Linked DNA regions of Homo sapiens: region 1 is linked to region 2. A link is an interaction called in ENCODE POLR2A ChIA-PET data of the cell type or tissue named here. Cell type or tissue: A673. All regions are shown on one strand.

Region 1 (8,000 bases), 320 kb after region 2:
AATGGGGTTGCTTTAGTTTTTTTTCCTCAAATTAATCTTTTAATTTAATTAAAAATTTAATAAATATTCAAGCAACATTTTTTTTTGTAGCGCAAGACACAGAATCCACATATTAGGGTAAAAAGAAAATCAAGAGCAACTAAGACAACCTTTAAAAACTGAGAAAGGAGAGGAAGTATGTCCTATAAGGAGACACGAATTATTGTATATTACAGTAATGATATCTATGTGCATTGGTACAAAGTAATACAATTTGGCTCTCAGCTTGAATGTTCTTGGTGTATAGATATGCTACTGACTTTTGTACATTGATTTTGTGTCCTGAAACTTTACTGGTCATTTATCAGTTCCAGGAGCTTTTTGTGGAGTTGTTAGGGTTTTCTAAGTATAGAATCCCATCATCCCCAGAGAGCTAGTTTGACTTCTTTTCCTATTTGGATAACTGTTCTTTCTTTTGCCTGATTCCTCTGGCTAGCACTTTCAGTACTGTGTTGAATAGGAGTGGTGTCTTTTTCCAGGTCTTAAGAGAAACGCTTCTAGTTTTTGCCCATTCAGTATTATGTTGGCTATGGGTTTGTCATAGATGGCTTTTGTTGTTTTGAGGTATGTTCCTTCAATGCCTACTTTCTTGAGTTTGTGTGTGTGTGTTTGTGTGTGTGTGTGTTTTAATCATGAACAGTTGTTGGATTTTACCAAAAGCTTTTTTCACATCTATTGAGATGATGATATTGTTTTGTTTTAAATTCTGTTTATGGGCTGAATCACATTTATTGATTTGTGTTTGATGAACCAGCTTTGCATCCCATGAATGAAGCATCCTTGATGGTGGTGACTTAACTCTTTGATGTGCTATTGATTTCAATTTTCTAGTATTTTACTGAGGATTTTTGGGTCTATGTACATCAGGGATATTGGCCTAGAGTTTTCTTTTTTCTGTTGTGTCTTTGCCACATTTTGGTATCAGAGTGGATTTTGGTTTATATAATGAATTAGCAAGGAGTCCCTCCTCCTTGATTTTTTGGAATAGTTTCAGTAGGATTGGTAACAGCTCTTCTTGTATGTTTGGTAGAATTTGGCTGTGAATCTATCTGGCCTAGGGCATTTCTTTCTTTCTTTCTTTTTTGATGGGTAGACTTTTTATTATTGATTCAAATTTAGAACTCTATATTGGCCTCTTTGGGATTTCAATTTCTTTCTGATTCAAAAGTGGAAGATTATTTGCTTCCAGGAATTTATTCATTTCCTCTAGATTTTCTAGTTTGTGTGCACAGAGCTGTTTATAATTTTCTCTCAGGGTATTTTATATTTCTCTGGGATCAGCTATAATGCCACCTGTGTCATTTTTTATTCCACTTATATGTATCTTCCCTTTTGTTCTTTGTGAATCTAATTAGTGGTCAGTTAATCTTGTTCATTTTTTCAAAAAACCAACATTTAGGCTGTTGATTTTTTTGTATGGAATATTGGGTCTCAATCTTGCCTATTTATGCTCTAATTTTATTTATTTTCTTCTGCTAGCTTTGGGCTTAGTTTGTTCTTGTTTTTCTAGTTTCTCTAGGTGTGATGTTAGATCATTAATTAGAGATCTTTCTAACTTTTGTGGTAGGTGTTGAATGCTATGAGCCTTCCTCTTAACACTGCTTTTGCTGCATCCCAGAGATTTTGGTATGTTCTGTCTCTGTCTTCATTCATTTCAGTTTTTTTTTCCTTTTGCCTTAATTTCACTGTTTACCTAAAAGTCCTTCAGGAGCAAGTCATTTAATTTCCATGTAATTGTGTGGTTTTGAGGGATCTTCTTGGTATTTATTTCTGTTTTTATTCCACTGTGGTCTGAAAGTGTGATTGCTATGGTTCTGATATTTTGGAATTTATTGAGGCTTGCCCTATGACCAAGCATGTGGTCAATCTTGGAGTATGTTCTGTGTGCAGATGAGAAAAATGTATATTCTGTGGTTGATGGATGGAGAATTCTGTAGATGTCCATTAAGTCCTATTGGTCAAGTGTCAAATTTAAGTTTAAAATATTTTTATTAGTTTTCTGCCGTGATGATCTGTCTAATGCTGACAGTGGAATGAAGCCCTCCACTATTATTGTGTGGCTAAGTATTTTCATAACTCTGGAAGGTCCAGTTTTGTGAATCTGGGTACTCTTATTTTGGGTGCATATATCTTTATGGTATTTAAGTCTTACTGTTGAATTGATTCCTTTATCAGCATGTAATGCCCTTCTTTGTCTCTTTTTACTGTTGTTGGTTTAAAGTCTATTTAATCTGAAATAAAAATAGTGATGCCTTCTTTTTTTGTTTGTTTGTTTTGTTTTCTGTTTATGTTGTAAATCCTTCTCCATCCCTTTATCTTGAACCTATAGGTGTCATGTGTGAGATGGGTCTCTTGAAGACTATAGACAGATGGGTCTTGTTTTTTTCATTCAACTTGCCACTCTGTACCTTTTAAGGGGGGCACTTAGACTATTTACATTCAAAGTTGATATATGAGGCTTTGATTCAATTGTGAAGTTGTTGGCTGGTTGCTTTGTAGTTTCTGTTATATGGTTCCCTTATAGGGTCTTTGGGCCATGCACTTAAGTGTGCTTTTGTGGTAACAGGTATTGTTCTTTAGTTTATATATTTAAAACTCTCTTAAGGATCTCTTTAATGCTAGTCTAGTGGTAATGAATTTTCCCTTAGTGCTTGATTGTCTGGAAAATATTTTATTTCTCATTCACTTATGAAGCTTAGTTTGGCAGGATATGAAATTATTGATTAGAATTCCTTTTCTTTAAGAATGTTGAAAATAATCCCTCAATTTCTCCTGGCTATTAAGATTTCTGCTGTGAAGTCCACTGTCAACCTAATGAGGCTTTGTACATGATCTGACCTTTTTCTCTAGCTGCCTTTAAGATTTTCTCTTTAGTGTTGACCTTGAAGAGTCTGGTGACAATATGCCTTGGTTCTCTTTGTTTTGAGTAGTATCTCACAGGTGTTCTCTGAATTTCTTGTATCTATACGTCCACCTCTCTAGCATGTTCAGGGAAATTTTCTTGAATTATTCTCTCAAATATGTTTTCCAGGTTGTTTACTTTTTCTCCCTCTTTCTCAGGAATGCCAATAATTGATAGGTTTGGTTACTTTACATAATCCCATATTTCTTGACTTATAAACAAAGTATTTCAATTGTATTTTGAAATTCCTTAAGTGAGTTTTTCAACTCTGGAAGCTCTGATTGATTTCTTTATAAGATTTTATCTCTTCCTGCATTTTCTGCGTTGCTTTAGCATTTTCCTTGTGTTGATTTTCAACCTTGTTTTTGAGCTTGTTGAGCTTCCTTGAAATCCGTGCTTTGAATTCTTTATCTGTCATTCCTGAGTTTCCATTTTGGTTAGGAACTGTTGCTGGAGAGCTAGTGCAATCCTTTGGTGATGGTATCTCATTCATATTTTTCATGGTGCCGGAATTCTCGTGCCGAATCTTTGTCATCTGGATACACTTGCACTTTTAATTTTTGTAATCATTTTTCTCCAGGTAGAATTTTTTTCTTTCTTTCCCATTATTTTCTTTTCCCTTTGCCCCCCTTTTTAGGGGGTGTAATTGTAGAGCATACTGGGTAGGATCTTTTGGGTTAGCTTCCATAAACCCATGCATTTCTTTTGGCAGGTTTTATATAGGGTTATGCAGTTCAACCTACAAGCCAGTAGATGGCACTTATGGGTAAGAGCCGGCTGGCTGCGCCAAAGTGGCTGGGTACATATTTGATCCATGTTTATTGGGAGAAGCTCTTTGTTGCCTGAGGCAATGAGCTGTGTGTCCCCCCTGCCCCCCCGGAGTCTCGCTCTGTCGCGCAAGCTGGAGTGCAGCAGCACCATCTCTCGGCTCCCTGCAACCTCCGCCTCCCTGGTTCAAGCGATTCTCCTGCCTCAGCCTCCCGAGTAGCTGGGATTAGAGGCATGCGCCACCACGCCTAGCTAATTTTTGTATTTTCAGTAGAGACGGGGTTTCACCATATTGGGCAGGCTGGTCTCAAACTCCTGACCTCGTGATCTGCCCGCCTCGGCCTCCCAAAGTGCTGGGATTACAGGCGTGAGCCATCGCGCCCGGCCAATGAGCTGATCTTAGAGTGCACGGTGATTTGAGCTCCCTGCTCAGCCCCGGGAGGAGATGGAGACCAAGATGGATGGAGCCAGACCTGGCAGTTCTGCCTACAGGTCCACCAATGGCAGGAAAAAGCACCAGCGCCAAGAGAAAATCCAGTGGGTAGGCACCAAGCACCCTGAGTGTGCCTAGGTGTGGAGCCAGGAAACCCTCTCAACCACAAGTTTTCTGCACAGGGATGGGAGATGGCCTAAACTCCTAATCCAGGTGAGAAGGTGCTCCAGATGCCTGGAGATCTGCCTGCGCATGCAGAAGAGAGGCCCCCACTGCACTGTGATCTACGTCCATGAAGGGTGGGGCAGCTCAGGCTGTTGGTCCAGGCAAGCAGGTGCTCTAAACACCTGCACTTCCACCCGGAGGTGGAGCAGAGAGGGTCCTGCTGCACTACAACCTCAGGGGAGCAGGCTGGGGCAAACAGCAATGGCACACTCAGATGGATTATAGGTTGCCAAGGTGGCCCTGGTTGCAAGTCTCACTGTCCAAGAGAAACTGTAGCTGCAGCAGATCTCCTCCTGGGTAGCGCGCAATTACAGCAACTACTGTTGAAGTGCTTTCCACAGTTCTGGCTGTGGAGGCCCTTATCTTCGCTCCAGAGCAGGTGTTCCAATCTTTTGCATGATACTAAAATGCCTGAATGGCCCTGCTGAAAGGTTGCCAAAGGATGGCTGACTTTGTATATGCCCAGATTAAAAATGATGTCCTGCTTTTGGTACTGGGTCTGCAAAAATGTCAGCAGCTTTTCCAGTGTCTTTCCATCAGAGCATTTCTAAGCCTCTCCTCAAGTTAGTTCCAGAGCTTGGGAGAAACAAAGTTCTCTCCCTTGGCCTGGGTTGCTCAGGTTCCCAGTGGAAAGGCGAATCACAGAGGGAGGCTCTCTGCTTCTCTCACGTACAGGAGCTTCACTGTTTTATCAGCAAGACGGCATCACAGGGGCTGTTTGCCAGCATTCTCCTCCCTGGGATCATGAGGTGTCCTTCTTGATTGCAGTACATTCCCATTTTCCTTCTTGAAGTAAAGCTCACAGAGTATAGCCACTTGTTATTTCCAAATGGCTGAGGCATGCTAAAAGTCTCTAATCTGCCAATTTGGAAAAAAAAGAAAAAGAAAAAGAAAAACCTAATTGCTTTTCTTTATCTATTAGCATTATTATGAATTTTTTTTATTTAGCCTGTTGTGATGGATTTATCTGGGATAAATGCCACTTGTTTTGGTTTCATTCTATACATTGTTGAATTTTATTTGCTAATATTTTGTTGAGCATTTTCTGTATCTATTGTTTATTAGAGATGCTGGTCTATAGTTCTCTGTTATTGTAATGTCTTTGTCTGGTTTTGATATTTGGGTGATACTGGCCTCATGGAATGAGTTAAAAAAGTATTTTGTCTCCTTCTATCTTCTGAAAGAGATGGCAGAGAATTAGTATAATTTCTTCCTTAAGTGTTTGGTAGAATTTACAAGGGAACCCATCTGGGCCTCGTGTTTTCTTTAGTAGATATAGACATATTCAGATAGTTTTTGACTCCTGTGTAAGTTTTAGCAGATTGTGACTTTTAAGGAATTGATCCATTTCATCTAGATTTTTAAATTTGTGAACATAGATTTGCTCACAGTGTTTCTCAATACTACGGTCTGAATATTTGTGTCTCCTCCAAATTCATATGTTAAGATCAAAATGTGCTAGGCAGTGGTATTAGGAGGTGAAGGCTTTGTGAAGTGATTAGGTTATGATGAGAGAACTCCCATTAATGGGATTATTGCTATCATAAAAAAAGATCTAAGGGAGCTCATTCACCCATTCCAGTATATCAGGAAGTTGGGCCACCCTTACTAGACATCAAATCTCCTGATGCCTCCATCTTGTACTTCCCAGCCTCCAAAACTTTGAGAAATAAATTTCTATTGTTTATAAGCCACCCAGTTTACGGTATTTTGTTACCGCAATCTGAATGAACTAAGACCCTTGATTATCCTTTTAATGTGCATGGGTTCTGTAGTGATTTCACTCTTTTATTTCTGCTATTAACAATTTGTGCCCTCTCCCTTTTTTTTTCTTAATTAGCCCAATTAGATGCTTATTAATTTTGTCTATCATTTTAAAAAACCAGCTTTTTATTTCATCGCTTTTCTCTGTTGATTTCCTGTTTTCAATTTCGCTGATTTCTGCTCTAATTTTTATTTTTTTTCTGCTTACTCTTTATTTAATTTGCTTTTTTCTCTTATTTTCTAAAATGAGACTGTAGATTATTAATCTTAGCTCTTTCTTCTTTTCTAATATGTATATTCAATTCTGTTCCTTTTAAGGAATAGCTATTTCTTTCAAATTTACTTCTGAGCATTGGTTTTGCTGCATTCCAGAAATCTTGATAAGCTATGTTTTCCTTTTTACTTAGTTCAAAAATATTTTTAAAGTTCTCTTGAGAGTTCTTTGACCCAAGTGTTATTTACACATATGTTGCTTAATTTCCATGAATTTGGGGAATTTTCCAGTTATTTTTCTGTTTTTAATTTCTAGTTTAATTCCATAGTGGTCTGCTAGTAGCCACGATGTTCTTTTAAGTTTATTAAGGTGTGCTTTATGACCCAGAATGTGGTCTATCTTTGTCAGTGTTCCATGTGAACTTGAGAAGAATTTGAATTCAGCTGTCATTATATGAAATAGTATACAGATCTCAATTTTATCCCAGTTGATTGATGGTGTTGTTAAATTCAACTGTGTCTCTACAGATTTTCTGCCTGATGCTTGTGTTCATTTCTAATAGAAGGATGTTGATGTCTCCAACTATAATAGTAGATTCATTCTATTTCTTCTTTCAGTTCCATCAGTTTTTGCTTCACATATTTTGACACCCACTTATTAAGTATATACATGTTAAAGATTGTTATGTTTTCTTGGAGAATTGATTCCTTTCTTATTATGTAATACCATTCTTTATTTCTGATAACTTCTCTTTTTTGCAGTCTGCTCTGTGTGAAATTAATATAGCTGCTCCCACATTGTTTTGATTACTGTTGACGTAGGATGTCTTTCTCCATTCATTTACATTTAATCTACATGTGTCTTTATATTTAATGTGTGTTTCTTCTAGACAATATATAGTTGAGTCTTTATTTTTTAGTTCATGCTGATAATTTCTGAGTTTTAATTGATGTATTCAGACCATTAATGTTCAAAGTGATTAGTTATATAAATATTTCATATATTTTATCTTTGTTGTCTTTGTTCTTTGTTCCTGTTTTTGTCTTCTGCTCTTTTTCTGCCTTATGTGTGTGGTTTTAATTGAGCATTTTATATGATTCTATTTTCTCTCCTTTTTTAGCATATCAGGTATACTTTTTTCCCCTCACTTTTGTTAGTGGTTTCCCTAGAGTTTGCCATATGCATTTACAGCTATCTGGAACTCCCTTTCAGAAAACACTATACCACTTTGCAGGTAGTGTGAATATAATAACTGAGTTAAATTATCAAAGTACATTATTAAAATTGATTTAACTTGTTCCTTTTTAATCTTTTCTGTGGCTTCTAGACAATTTAAAATTACATGTGTGACTCACATATTTATTCTGGATAATAATAGTCTCAAGTATGCTTCCACTTGGGGAGAAAAAAATGTATGTGTATATATATATATATATATATATATATATATATGCTAGATAATGGACATTTATTTTTATTTCTAATTTTTCTGAGTTTTATTTTTGGTTCAGGGAGTACAGGTGCAGTTTCTTTACATGAGTAAATTGTGTGTTGCTGAGGTTTGGTATGTGAATAATCCCATCACCCTGGTAGTGTGCATAGTAACCAATAGTTTTTCAACCCTTGCCCCCTCCCTCTTTCCCCTTTTAGTAGTA
Region 2 (8,000 bases):
AATGCAACAGGAATTTTAGTTCCACAAAGTGGTGGTGGAGAAACAATGTAATTCAAAGATTTAAACTGGGGTCTTTTGTTTGTTTGTTTTTTGTAAGCCTTCTGTAGCTCATTGTAGAATATTTTTCTATCAGGAATAATTTGAAACTTTGCAAGTGTGATGGATATTGTGGTGGACCTCCCAGAGTTCCCTTCAGGACCAAGACACTCATTTCTATAAAGAGCTAGTGGGAATGATAACTCTTGCTAGCTCACAGATAGGTCTCTTTCTCGAAATTGCCCTCTGCTGAAGGGAACTGACTTGCCAAATATTACATCCCCCTCTACGTCAGTTTGCATTCAATGACGGGTCGAGACTAGGTTGAAAGGCTCCTTTTCTCACTTCAGGATTTTTCTGTTGGGTCATTCCAACACCAAGCTCCCTATAGGGTGAGCTGGAGCCTCTGTTGCAAGTGTATCATGGTGCAACTGCTTTCTCTCCCCAGCTTTTTTTTCTCTCACTCCTTCATGGATGTTGTTTTTAAGAGCACTTGTCAATCAACTTCCATAATGCAAATCTCAAAGTAGAATCTGTTTCCCAGGAACCCAGCCTGCAACCAGGAGGTAAGGTTGAGAGAGGTGGCCATGATTGAAGAAAAGTGAGCAGGGGTTGACCACAAATAGGATTTCAGGGATGAGAAAGGAGAATATTGAGGATGTAGCAGAGCTTCCAAAGCTGGAGACCTTGGGGGATGAGAGGAACCCTACTTTTGTTTGCCTTTTGAGGCTTATAGCTCAAGCAGGTTGCAGGGAAAAAACAGCCCCATATCACCTTTCCCAGGGGAGAAATATCAGGGAACACCTGACATTTAAGAGGTAGACTGTGCCTATAATATAAAATAGGGAAGAGAATGAGGTCACGGTTGATAATAAGGGAAGAAGCAGAATACACATAACGAATCTTATATATCAAATCTTTTGATAATATTTCTGAACAGTGGAGAAATTTGGAAAGATAGAATGTATGATTAGGGTGGGATCACTTAAAAATATATACAGCATCTACCAGGACATATACATGACAAGAAAAGATATGACATGCTCCGAAGTCACCAGAACCAGCTCTGATGGTTAATACTGAGTGTCCACTTGATTGGAATGAAGGATACAAAGTATTGATCCTGGGTGTGTCTGTGAGGGTGTTGCTCATGGGGATTAACATTTAAGTCAGTGGGATGGGAAAGGCAGACCCACACTTAACCTGGGTGGACACCATCGAATCAGCTGCCAGCACAGCAAGAATATAAGCAGACAGAAAAATGTGAAAGGAGAAACTGGTCTAGCCTCCCAGTCTAGATCTTTCTGCCATGCTGGATGCTTCCTGCCCCCGAACATTGGACTCCAAGTTCTTCAGTTTTGGAGCTCGGACTGGCTGTCCTTGCTCCTAAGCTTGCAGATGGCCTATTGTGGAACCTTATGATTATGTGAATTAGTACTTAATAAACTCCCCCTTGTATACATATATATATATATATATTCCGTTAGTTCTGTCCCTCTAGAGGACCCTGACTAATACACCAGCAATAAAACTAACAGGTTGACTGCATGCATTTTTGTATGTATTCTGGCAGTGATCACCAGCTAGTGCAGGCAATGGCAGCTCTCATGAACCAGGAGCCAGCCTTCTTTAAGACCAAAGGGACATTTTTCATGTCTTTTGTATACATTAAAGAAGTGGCAATTTGTATTAGGACCCTTCTCCCCAAGGAATTCCTGGAAATTCCACATTTGTTACTTTTTCCCTCTAAATATGATAGGTCTTGATTTTATTTCTTCTATCTGCCTGAGCTCAGCATAATGTAGCTATTTTATTTTCATTTCTCTTTCTCCCTGTAATATTAAAAAGATCATAATTACAAGATGTCAACAAAAAACTCAGCAGCAGGAAAAATCTCAGGAGTATAGAACAACAATCTATTGAAATGCCTTCTCCCAAAACAAGTAGCCAACAAAAATAGTGGCTATCATTTATTTAATAGTTGGAAAGTAATTTTCTTTATAACAAAGTGTTGGACTTTCATTTGTAAAGGGATAGGGAGTACATATGTTTATCCAGGCTAGGTCTCACAGATGAACCAACTAGGGTGACCCCTGGTGGGTAAGTTGAAGACCTCTGAAGAGGTTGCTTGTCTGCCAAGTCAGAAATCAAGCAACCTCCATAAGTTAGAATAATAAGACCCAGACTTCTCTCCTTCTGATGTGTCTGATGGGGGCCCACAGTAGGATGAACTTGCTTTTGTCACTAAGTGGCTCCCTGGAATACTCTGGTAAGTAACTTTTTCACTGAGGCAGTCAGGAACAGCAAGATTTTAATGAGCAACTTGGCCAAGGCTTCTCAAACTGTAATGTACATATGAATCACCTGAGGGGCTTGTTAAAATGTAGGCTCTGATGAGGTCAGCCTAAGCCTGAGAGTCTGTAGTTCTAACAAGTTCCCGGGTAATACCAATGCTACTGGTCCACAAGAGATACTTTGCTAGGCCACAAGCAAAATAAGTGAGTAAGCAATAAAGGGCTGCTTGTTCTGTGACAGACATCTTAGAAATAATTGGCTCACTTTATCACATTTCAGTAGATTGGTTTATTAGATTACTCAGCTGTAATCTAAGGGCGATATGTAATTATAATCTAAGTATGTAACGTGTAATCTCAGGAAAATGTGTAATGTAAGGACAATGGTGGAGAGTGGGTAATTTGAAATTCCTTTCTGTGTCTTCCTGATTCACAGGAGATTTTCTGTAAGATGGGCACCCTGTGCAGGCCAGGCTGGGCACAGCAGGAGGCATGATCAATGAATGCATTCAGGTTTCTACACCCCTCTTTAGGGAAGAGGCAGAAAGACAAATGCAGCTTATTTTCTCCAGCTCAGTATCTCTTTGTGTAACATGCAGGAGGGAGAATGTGAAGGATAGAAAATATTAAGTGGGGCAGAATATGCTAAAGTAGGTCAAGGGAGAAAATGAAATAGAGTATTTTTTCTATTCTCAGAAAATGCTGTTAAAATTAGAACTGCCACAGATCACAAGATCAGTGTTGTAAACATTTTTTTTCCAGGCAAAAAAACTCTCAGCTACCAAAACTTCGATTATTAGGTAAGGATTTGAACAAAGATGTGTGTCATGTACTGTGCAAGATGTGTGTGGTGTTGGTTTGGGAGCAGAGGGTGCCTATGTCTTTGGCCAGGCCATGTCCTTGGTAAAATGTACATGTAGTCAAACTGTGTCCAGCAGCTGCACTTTCTCTAACTCCTCTCTTTCTTCACACTCTTTCACACATGTCTGTTTCTCTTTGTTTAAATTAATTCACACTAAGATGTTAATGACATTACATATTACCTTTCATAAGAGTGTTTATATTTATCTTACTTTCTAAAATTAGAAAGCAATTTACGTTTGCTGTGGTATTGTTAGTATTCTGAGGTAATACTTATTCCAAAGTACTAGATTAGATTAGATTTTATGGCATGTTGATTCTGCTGGTCTGAAAATCCTTTCTTCCTAGCACTATAAAATCATTACTTGTGCCCTTCCACATGAAGGGCTTTCTTGCCTACACACACACACACACACGTGCGCGCACACACACACACACACAAAGCCCCACCTTGTTTCTTAATGGATCATAAAAAAAGATTCTATAAAATTCTGGGCTGGCCCTTCCTTCCTTCCTTCCTTCCTTCCTTCCTTCCTTCCTTCCGTCCTTCCTTCCTCTCTCTCTTTCTCTCTTTTCCTTCCTTCCTCTCTCTCTCTTTCTCTCTCTCTCTCTCCTTTTCTTTCTCTGACAGCATCTTGCTCTGTCATCCAGAATGAAGTGCAGTGGCATCGTGATCATAGCTTACTGCAGCCTCCAACTTCTGGCCTCATATGATCTTCCCACCTCAGCCTCCCAACGTGCTAGGATTATAAGCATCAGCCACCACACCCAGCTCTGGAATCCATATTTTAAAAGGCAGTTTTATTATATCAGGTCTGACTCTGCCCATTTGCTTTCCTCTTATTGTCCTGTGGGTTCCTCCCACGCCTTTCAGGAAGCCTGACAGCCGGACAGGTGGGACATGTCTCATTAGACTCAGAGTTTGCATTTCAATGAGGAGAGGATATAGTAAAGTTCAGTATACAATACACCAACAACAATAATTCCTGCAAATGAGATGGTCAGGGAGCAGTATATCCACCATCAGGTTCTCTGTCTAATCTGTTTTTATGTTTAGTCTTTGTCTCATTTCCTTATAAATGAATACAGGTGATATCACCATGATTTTTTCATACTGAATCTGGAGACTGAAATCTCGAGTGGGTCTGACTGAACTTTAAATCTTCCTGATGAAGCTTGGGGAGGGATAGCAGGACTGGAAGATCAACTGGGGCTGAGGAACCCTGTTAGGCTTAGAAATTGAGAATATGTTGTTTGTGGGACCAGGTTCCAGGTTCCTAGATGAGTAAGCAAAAATTAAATCATCAGCAGTAACAACACAAGAGATTTACTGTGGAATCAGGTACGTTCTGATGGGCCCTCTATTGCTCAGAAGATAGATACACCCCAGTAATTGGATAGCTCAGCTGGAAACATCTTAAGAGAAAAGTGCTCCTTGTCTCATGCAGTTCTGAGTAGCAGAAGGATGGTCCCAGTAGGAAAATGCATCTCTTGACTACACTTTGCACAGGTGTGAACATTACCCACTGGTGAGTAATGTCAGGTGAAAATGGCTCTGTTGTCACTGAGCGTCCCAGATGGAAGTCTTGAGCCCCTTTCACACTCTGGCTTTTGAAAAATATTTTTCTCTGAAAGACATTTTATTTTTTAATAAATGAAGAGCTATGAGTCATCCTGCTTTAGAACTGGAAGAGAAAATTTACTTCTGCTATAATTAAACAATAATTATTATTCTTTCCTCTGAGGGAGAACTCTGGGAGATAAACAACTCCCAGATAAATAAGGCTTAGAGAACATGGGCCAAGGCTTCTGTTGATTCACAATATATTTATCTCTCTCTTCCTCCCAAATAAAAAATAATGATAGTAATTATTTTTAAAAATGTTTCCCTTTTTTAATCATTTAAAATTGCTGTTTTCCAGTCTACTCAAGCAGTAATTGCTTTTGTGGCCCTGGTGTAACTTGTGGAGAGGATAGGGATAGAATGAGCAGTTGAGAAAATCTACTCCCTAGGCAGCAACTCCAAGGCACCAATTAGTATGAGCTGACCTTTAACTTGGTGAATAGTAGGAGGCAAGAGGACTTGACCAGGGTATGAAAACCTGGGTTTTGCCACTTCTTACCTGTGCATAGATTTGGTGGCAAGTCATTTAATTTCTTGGAGGATTGTTACTCTTTTAACAAATGGTTATAATTCTTAATTTATCTACCTCACTCTGTTTATCTTAAATGACTATATATATATATACATAAAAATTACTGTAAAGTATACAAATTAGGGTGGTCATGGAACTTTGAGATTAAAAGCATTCTACAGGCCAGGCGCCGTGGCTCATGCCTGTAATCCCAGCACTTTGGGAGGCTGAGGCGGGCGGATCACAAGGTCAGGAGATGGAGATCAACCTGGCTAACATGGTGAAACCCTGTCTCTAATAAAAATACAAAAAATTAGCCGGGCGTAGTGGCGGGCGCTTGTAGTCCCGGCTACTCCGGAGGCTGAGGCAGGAGAATGGCGTGAACTCGGGAGGCGGAGCTTGTGGTGAGCTGAGATAGTAGCGCCACTGCACTCCAGCCTGGGGGACAGAGTGAGACTCCATCTCAAAAAAAAAAAAAAGCATTTTACAAAGAGAATGCTGGCCCTAAGTATTTTCGCATTTTCCAGTTTCCTTAAGTTGGAAGCAAAGCAAACCAGCCCTGGAATTCCTTCCTGAAGAAATTTGGAAGTGACATTTGTGGGGATACATAGATAAGGAGTCATCTAAAATTAAAAAGGATTCTTGAAGTTTTCATGGCACATACAGTGCTGTCAGCTCTTTCTCAAGGGTGGGGACTGAAAGGAGCTACATCACATTTGGGTAAAAAATGGAGTAAACTGCCAAGGCCTTCATTAGAGCATAAGGTAGTATATTGTAGTTATTAAGCAGGTGCCTGGAGGGGTCAGTCAATCCACGGCTTACTCATTACCTGGGGATAATATTAAAATATCTACCTAATATCCTATGAATAAAATGAGATCGTCCAAGTAAAGTACATAGGAAATTGCCAGGCACATAAAATATACTTAATAAATGGTTTATAGGGATGGCTCTATTAATTTTACAGAGAGTACATTTCTGACTTCATAGTATAATTTGAGGAGCATTGAAAAACCTGTTGATCCAAGTATTTCCCTTTTCAATATTTCTCAGTGCTTTCCCCTACTCTTTTCATATTCGAAATCTTCTCATTCCATGAGAACTAGCTATGATTTAACTTCCTAAGGTCAGGTACTGTGCTTCTTTTGCTTACCACTGTGCACCCAAGCCCTTCAAGGTGCACTTGACAAATATTCCTGCTGAGTAGATGTATGTTAGTAACTTCATGGAAGCTGTAATCCATGTGTTCCAATCTCTGAGTGATGCCAGAGTTAAAGAAGGGTCTAATTCCAAAATAATGGCAAAATAATAATATATTTATTTGCATTTCTTCAACAAATGGAAAAGGATACTGCTATGGACTGAATGTTTATGTCCCCCCAAAATGTATATGTTAAAGCCCTAAGTGATGGTTTGGGGAGATGGGTCCTGTGGGAGGTAATTAGGTCACGAGGGTGAACCCTCCTGAAGGGATTAGTGTCCCTATAAGAAAAGGAAGAGAGCAAACCCCCTCTCCCTGCTCTCTGCCATTTGAGAAACAAAAAGATGGTCATCTGTTTGCAGCAGGCCTTCACCAGACATTGCATCTGCCAGCACATTGATTTTGGAATTTCCAGCCTCCAGAAGTCTGAGAAATTAACGTTTGTTTTGTAAGCTACTCAGTCTACGGTATTCTATAGTAGTAACCTGAACTGGTTAAGATGGATACAAAGTTTACAAAATACTTCTTAAAACGTTACTTTTTTTTTTTTTTTTCCTCAATTAGCTTCTCTCACAAAAGACAGCAACTCTTATATCTTTTGCGGATTTTTCAAATCAGGCTTTCTTCATTCCTAATCCAATGTATCTTTATCTATGTCTCTTTCTTTCCCATTCTGTACCATAAACCCTGGAAGAGCTTGCCTGGTAAGACAGAACCCTCATTATAGGTCATGAGAGGTTAAAAAAAAAAAAAAGAAAGAAAAAGAAAAATCTCAGTGCAAAGCCAAATCTTCCTTAATCTTCCTTTAGTTGACAGTGAGGGAAAGCTGGAGACATTTATATGACAATGTATTGTTGTTGATTTTGTTAACTGAACAGTTTTTTAATTAAAAATTAATTTTTAATTGAAAAAAACACTTAACTCTTTTCTTATACCCAGAAGCAATTGACATATGTGAAAAGTCCTTGAAAATTAATCATTCACTGCTTTTTGACAGATCTATTTTTGTCTTTACATGTTACTTAGATTTTTTATTTTACTTAACATTTGTCCATTATGTCTTTTCTGCCCAATTAATAGATTTTTAAGAAAATTTATGTATAATACCTAGCATGATATTTTATACATAACAAGTGTTTAGAAATATTTGTGGAGATACTTTGAAAGACCTAGTTATAAAACAAATTTTATCTAAGAGGGATTTTATTCTGAGCCATTACTAGCCATTATACTGATAAATTATTTTATTATATAAATGCAAGGTGTTTAAGAAGGGATGCTTGAGGCTGAGGACATGGGGTAATAAAAACAAAACAGGGTGAGGCAAGTTAGGGAGTGTGGCTGGGAGTTGAGAGATCACTGGGTTAGAACTTGCCAGAAAGAAGGAAGATAATGCCAGTAAAGAAAAGAGAGAGGCCCATTAGAGTAATATAAAGTCTTTTAGATTGTATTACTGTTCCATACAATTTTCTC

What was found. ChIA-PET counts read pairs that join two places held together with the same protein. Peaks named below come from ENCODE experiments on the same cell type or tissue, not always from the same donor. Only the 100,000 strongest peaks of a DNase experiment are listed, where the experiment ranks them.
Region 1: POLR2A ChIA-PET joins it to region 2 with 33 read pairs; 2 of 35 experiments call an interaction of 5 or more read pairs at or near these places.

What each region holds. Positions count from the first base shown.
Region 1 is chr18:42,592,696-42,600,695 of GRCh38, forward strand. All of the region lies in intron 7 of LINC00907 (long intergenic non-protein coding RNA 907), which reads left to right. Among named protein-coding and RNA genes, the nearest start is that of LINC00907, 410 kb to the left of the region's middle. In A673, a CTCF peak has its summit at 3,684 (motif pointing right); a DNase peak (open chromatin) is centred at 3,746.
Region 2 is chr18:42,272,517-42,280,516 of GRCh38, forward strand. All of the region lies in intron 3 of LINC00907 (long intergenic non-protein coding RNA 907), which reads left to right. Among named protein-coding and RNA genes, the nearest start is that of LINC00907, 90 kb to the left of the region's middle. In A673, a CTCF peak has its summit at 2,128 (motif pointing left); DNase peaks (open chromatin) are centred at 2,145, 2,815, 3,625, 3,765 and 1 weaker place; H3K27ac peaks cover 6,253 bases.